Linked DNA regions of Homo sapiens: region 2 is linked to region 1. A link is a loop called in an ENCODE intact Hi-C map of the cell type or tissue named here. Cell type or tissue: heart right ventricle. All regions are shown on one strand. Each heading gives the region's core, and the rest is flanking DNA. Links, peaks and the distances in the headings are about the cores only.

The links. Hi-C counts contacts between places; a loop is a spot of excess contacts. Peaks named below come from ENCODE experiments on the same cell type or tissue, not always from the same donor. Only the 100,000 strongest peaks of a DNase experiment are listed, where the experiment ranks them.
Region 2: a loop joins it to region 1, with 1.8 times the contacts of the local background. A loop is called at or near these places in 1 of 110 quality-filtered maps.

Annotation. Positions count from the first base shown.
Region 1 is chr13:59,493,022-59,495,944 of GRCh38, reverse strand. All of the region lies in intron 4 of LOC107984625 (a long non-coding RNA gene), which reads left to right. Among named protein-coding and RNA genes, the nearest start is that of DIAPH3-AS1, 520 kb to the left of the region's middle. In heart right ventricle, for the core only: no CTCF peak of the experiment used is centred there; a DNase peak (open chromatin) is centred at 1,304; H3K27ac peaks cover 2,055 bases.
Region 2 is chr13:59,443,326-59,446,248 of GRCh38, reverse strand. No RefSeq gene overlaps it. Among named protein-coding and RNA genes, the nearest start is that of DIAPH3-AS1, 570 kb to the left of the region's middle. In heart right ventricle, for the core only: no CTCF peak of the experiment used is centred there; no DNase peak of the experiment used is centred there.

The sequences.
Region 1 (2,923 bases), core at 159-2,658:
ATTAAGCAGCTGACTGCCTTAACGATAGAGTATATTAGAACAGGCCACGATGCCATGTAGTTATAATTGTTCTTACAATGTCTGGATACTTGGTGCTTACTATTCTAGAAAACCCAGGACTTCCAAACTGGTGAGATTTTATTATTGCTGCAAATGATGAGTGCAGAGAGAATTTGGGAATGAATGAATGTTGATAGTGGGCTCAAGGCTGTCCGCACTGCAGACGTAGTCTGTAAACCCCCTAGAATCAAGAGAGAAGCAGGCTTTTTAAACCCTTGCTACATAAGCCTTGTTATCGCTCAAATAGACCACTTGAGATGGAAGTACAGACAGATTTGGTGCTGATGACAGCTCACCAGGACCCAGCTCTCCATTCAGGTACATTGATATGCATATTCACTCTACTGGAAAAAAAATCATCTCCTCTTCTACCCTGGGACACGGCTTTTGTAGGCTCCGGAATCTGCTATTTTATACCCACCTGCTGGTACAATATAAGCAGCTGCAATAGGCATCAAGCTATGAAAAGCTCTGAGGAGCACTATTGCAGTGCGAATTGCTTCCTTGCTCTGCACTGTTTGGTGATTGTAAGATGGATTGCCAGATTAGCACAGACACACAGTATTTGTGTAGGTAACTGGGAGGGTGATTTTTCCCTGCTTCTCCTACCAGCTATTTCTTACCAGTCCCTTTGCCACCTATAAAAAATTGGGTATTTGCTAATGTTTCTTAGTGGAAATTCAAAGGCCGGAATCACTAACTCAAGCCCACAGTAATACCACTCTGTTTCTTTCTGCCCTCAAACTGCCACATAAGAGCCTCTGATGCTACTGGCCAAAGAGGCCACTAGCCTATGCAATTGCTGGCTCACAGAAGCTTCCAGGACAGCAATTCTCTGTTCTTAATGTTTTATGTCACCAACTAACTAAACATAGCCACCTTTCCCAAATGCAGAAAGTTGTTTCCAAAACACAAAAAGTTGACCCCCCAAAAAAAAAAAAAGTTACAGATAACTCAGAGGTGTGGAGGCTGTCTCATGCTTTGGGAGACTTGTGCAGCCGTGTGGGTAATCTATGTTAACATCTTGTCTTCAAGATGCTGACCTCACTTTGGTTCAGACATTCTAGGAAAGGATTCATTTCTTCTCCATTTCAAAGCTGTTTATCTGGCTTAGAAAATAGCTGTTTTAAACAGAAGCCTTTACACTTGTCTGAGTAAATTCTGTTCCAATTTTTGTTTTGGCCATAAGTCAAAGATAACAGCTGTGCGCTTGTGGGTTCACTGAACTCTACGTGCTTGTTGGCTGCATCACCGACCAGAGGGAATAACCAATAATTAGAACATTTCAGGTCATCTTGGGAAGAACAGAGTTTTCTCTTGTTTGGAAAGGTGGTGTGACCTCCCTCTGATTTTCCCAAATGTGGATCTTTTGGTGACTGAGTGTAGAGCTCAATATACAAGCCTGGACTCATCACCACTGTGTCCTCCCTTTCCCAAAATATTGCCTGATAAATGGAAGCTTAAAACCATATTTACTGTTTTTCAGCTTAACTCTTGCTCTGCAACAGGCCTGGGCCATGATAATAAGCAAAAATACTTGTGCATTCCTAGCACATCAGCATTTCTGATCACAATGATTTGTGACTCAGGCCTTGAAAGCTGTGGGGTTTCTCCCTAGTTGAATCAATACAAGTTTACATAAATATATGTTTCTGTTTTTCTTTCATTCTTGATTCAGCATTCATGTTTACTATCTGGTAACTACAGACAGTGGGAGCATGGGGGCAAGGGAGAAGTCGAGCAAATAGAGAGATGATTCAGAAGAAATTATTTGGGTGGGTTCTAATGTCTTAACTGATTATGACTTTTTTTCTTGTGAAGAGTAATGTGTTAGAATTTTCATTTCAAAAGATAAAATTTATTCTATATATCTAAAGAATATAACTGCTCATCTATTACACTGAGTATATACTACTATAGCCATGCCTACAGTAGGAAGTGTTCTTGTATCAGGGTATTTGGTGTGCTAGATAGAGCCTTTCATATTGGAGATATGTATCCTAAAGCATTATTAATCCAATAGTGACATAGAGGCTGGATTGCTACTGATGCAAGCAGTATTTGTTCTATATTTAAAATCTTCCTGAGTCAAGGAGACAAAGTTGGCAAGAGATATGGTGATTGTTTTTTGCTCAGTTTTATGTCATGACAGGGAAACCTTTCACTTTCACTTGAATAACCACAAGGATGAAGGAGAGGCCACCTTTTCAAAGATTCACCTGCAAGACAGTTTCTGTTATTAAGCAAGGACTCATTACTGATCTGCTCTCACTCTGCTGTAGAATGTGGCCTGGGCTGCTTTCGGTGACTGAATTGTTTGTGAAATGTAAAAATGCACCTGGCTGAGGTAGAACATGGGGTCTGAAATTTAGACCCCCCTACTTCTGTTCAACAAACTCTTGGCCCACAGGGCTGCTCAGGGTTGGAGTGGGAAGACAACAGGTTTTTCCTAGATTGCCCACATTTTCCATATTGACTAATGGCATCTCTGAGCATGTTTAGGCTTCTTGGTGTCAGTTTGAACCCAAGACATTTTACTTTAATCATCCCTGATTTCCTTACCCTTAAATCCTGTTTCAATATGGAAATAAATGAATTATTGATAAATGAAAGTAAATCAATAATTATTGGTTAATATGGATACATTTTCTGTGACTGGTTTCACTTAGGTAAAGGCTGCCTAGATATAGAGATTTCTGTGGAATATCCACATATTTTTCATTTATTTTGTTAGGAAGACTTTAAATAACATTTTATATTCAAAGGGAAAAATTATAACTAATTTGAAGTTTATGTGATTATATTCTATCAAGCTGTTAGTCAGTATAGGATCGTTTAAATAGATTCTTGAAGTGTGACCTGG
Region 2 (2,923 bases), core at 164-2,663, 50 kb after region 1:
GTGACCTTATAAAAAGGAGAAATTTGGACGCAGAGACAGACATGCACAGAGGGAAGACAGGAAAGCCTGAGGCCACCAGATGCTGGGAGAAAGGGATGCGCAACTGATTATCTCCCACAGGTCCTCAGAAGTCCCTACTGACACTTTGACTTCAAACTTCTGGTCTCCGGAGCTGTGAGACAATAAAATAGCTTTTTGAAGGAGCCAGCTTGTGGTACTATGTGACAGCAGCCCCAGGAAACCACTGCAGCAACTGATTAGGCCTGCTCTACCAGGGTTAGGGTATTTCCACTCATTTGAAGACTTTGGATGGATGACATGGGCTCCCATGTTAAATGATCACCTCATTTAAAATTGCACCCCCAGACACTTTTTATCTCCCTCTTTTGTATTTTTCTCCTTACTTATCATTGTTAGTGCACATTCTATATTTTATTTATCTTTTTTGTCAGCTTTTCCTCTCACCAAAATGTGAGCTTCACAGAGGCAGATTGTTGACCGTTCTTGCTTATGTTCCCCAGCAGTAAACAACGTTGATACTCAGATATTCATGAAATGAATGAATTGCTTCATCTTTTTTGTCATCATATTTTATTCCACATAAACCTCAACACCTCTCTTACTTCTGAACACAGCCACTAAAAAAAGGAATGAAAAGGGGTTCTGTAGAAGATCCTGGGAAATTTGCCTAATCTAAGATGTATTTTATTCGAAGTTGCAAGTAGTAGGAGAGTAAGATTATTATTCTTTAGGATAGATCTTTTCATCTTTCCTTTCTATTGATCTCTATACCTTGGTATCAGCCCATTTCAAGTCCATGCGATTTTAATAATTTTTGAGTAAGTAACATTTATTTCCTAAAGGATAGCACCGTAATTTTGAATGTCCATATTTTACTTGAAATCTCTGATTTTAGATTAACTACTCATAGAGAAAAGCCATGAATTTATAATATGCTTAGGTTCAGATTTTCATCCAGTACACTTTGGTAGGCACTATGCATGAGTGGACGAATTATCAGCCCCCTGTTAAGGTTCTGAGATGGCTTTCATGCCTGTGAAATTACTGTCCCTGGAGAGAATAAATAATACTTCATAATAATGGCCCCTGTGGGCTGGGCATCCTATTGTTTGTATGAGGTTATGATGTCCTAGGCTGGATCCCTTCCTTTGTCTCTTCTAACCTGGAATAGTATGCTCTGGGCTTCCCAAAGGTTTTTCATTTAATTTAGGATTAGCCCAACATATAGTTACTACCTAGTTGATGGCCATGTTTTTATGTTGCTGAAATCAAAATTTACAATTCACTTGTGTGTTCTAGTTCCAATCCCAGAGCAAAGTAGAGCGATGCTTTGGGATCAAAAAACGTCTTGCTATGCCTGTGGCCCTGGGCAGATTATTTAGACTTTTGAGGCCTATGAAAAAGAAATAACAATAGCTAACCCTACATAATTATTATTTAGAGAACAAAATGAATGTAAGGCTCTTGAACATGATAGATGTTCTGCAAATGGCAGAGACTGCTATTTTCCCTTGTAGGCTGGTATGTTTGATTCAGTATTTACTTAAGCTAAGAACTCCAGGCTGCTCAGATTTCAGCAGAAATATTAACAGCGGCGCTTTCCCCACAGGTGTGGGCAGTGCGGGATGCCTCTGATCCACTTTGATTCTTCCACATTGTAGATATGGATGTGATTCTGTGCAGAAAATTCAGGTTGCGGGTGCCAATGGGAAAAGGAGGGGTGTGTGTGAGTGCTCAGAAAGAGCCTTGAGGACTCTCTAACAAAGTCCTCTTTAAAATTCCACTTGGAAAACTTCCCAGTGACCACAACCTCCTTTCTTTGATAGTTGCTATGATTGTCCGAAACCTTCTGGGAGATCTATGAGTCCACTGCTGTATCACTCAAGCAGAAACACTTAGTAAGTCCTTCAGCAACAACCTCACCTGTTTTTCACAAATAACTCACTCCCAATTCCACTGAGGAGGTGTAGATGTTCGTTAAAGCATTTCATGAGCATAGAGAGAAAAATAAAATCAACCTGAAAGATAATTTATGAGCAACTTTCTTCAGTTTGAAAATATACCAACAAACCTAGCAGAAGCCACTCTGGTTTTTATGTTTTTTTTTTTTTTTTGTTATTGCTGTTTGTCATTTTCGTATGATAACCACCTGTGGTCGTTAACACTTCCTATTTCTAACACAGGGTCTCAAACATCTGCTGCTGCAGCCAAAATGTCCCTCAACACACTTAAACTTTATGTCTCTGAAATGGGAATTTCATATCCCACTGTTGGAATTACGCACATGCCTTCTTTCGCCTGCAGTCTGGTGATTCTGCACTCTAGCTCTGCGTTCCTAAAGTAGTTTGCACCATCCTGTTCATCCTCACAACTGTGTTTAGGTATCCCCACAATTGTCTTACCTTTCCTGCTGGATTTCAGGCTCATTGAAGGCAAACATGAAGTCTCCTACGATTTTATGTCTCCCTGTGCACCTAGCAGAGTGGGGGCTCAGTAAATGCTTAGTGTATATATTTTGCATGCAATTCTGTAAACATAATAATACAGAGCCAACAGAGAGAGTGGCATAAAAGATGAGGGAAAGGAAATGGAAAAACATCACTTTGGTTGTTTTTTTTTTTTTTTTTTTTTTTTTTTACTGAAATGATTTTATAATATATAGTCATGAATTAGGTCCTAAATTCAAGGTCCTAAATTATGCCAACACTTTAAAATAGCCAATGTTATCATAAGGATTGAAAACTCCGTGTTTGTATATGTTAGAGGTTTTTTTCTTCCATCCTGAACATAGGTTCTGAAAATAAAGAAGCTTAGATTGAATTTTCCCTGCAAATGGTTTATCCTGGAAATCCTTTTCTCCTAAGCGCAACTCTGGGTATTAAATGGTTGCTGCAGCTCATCA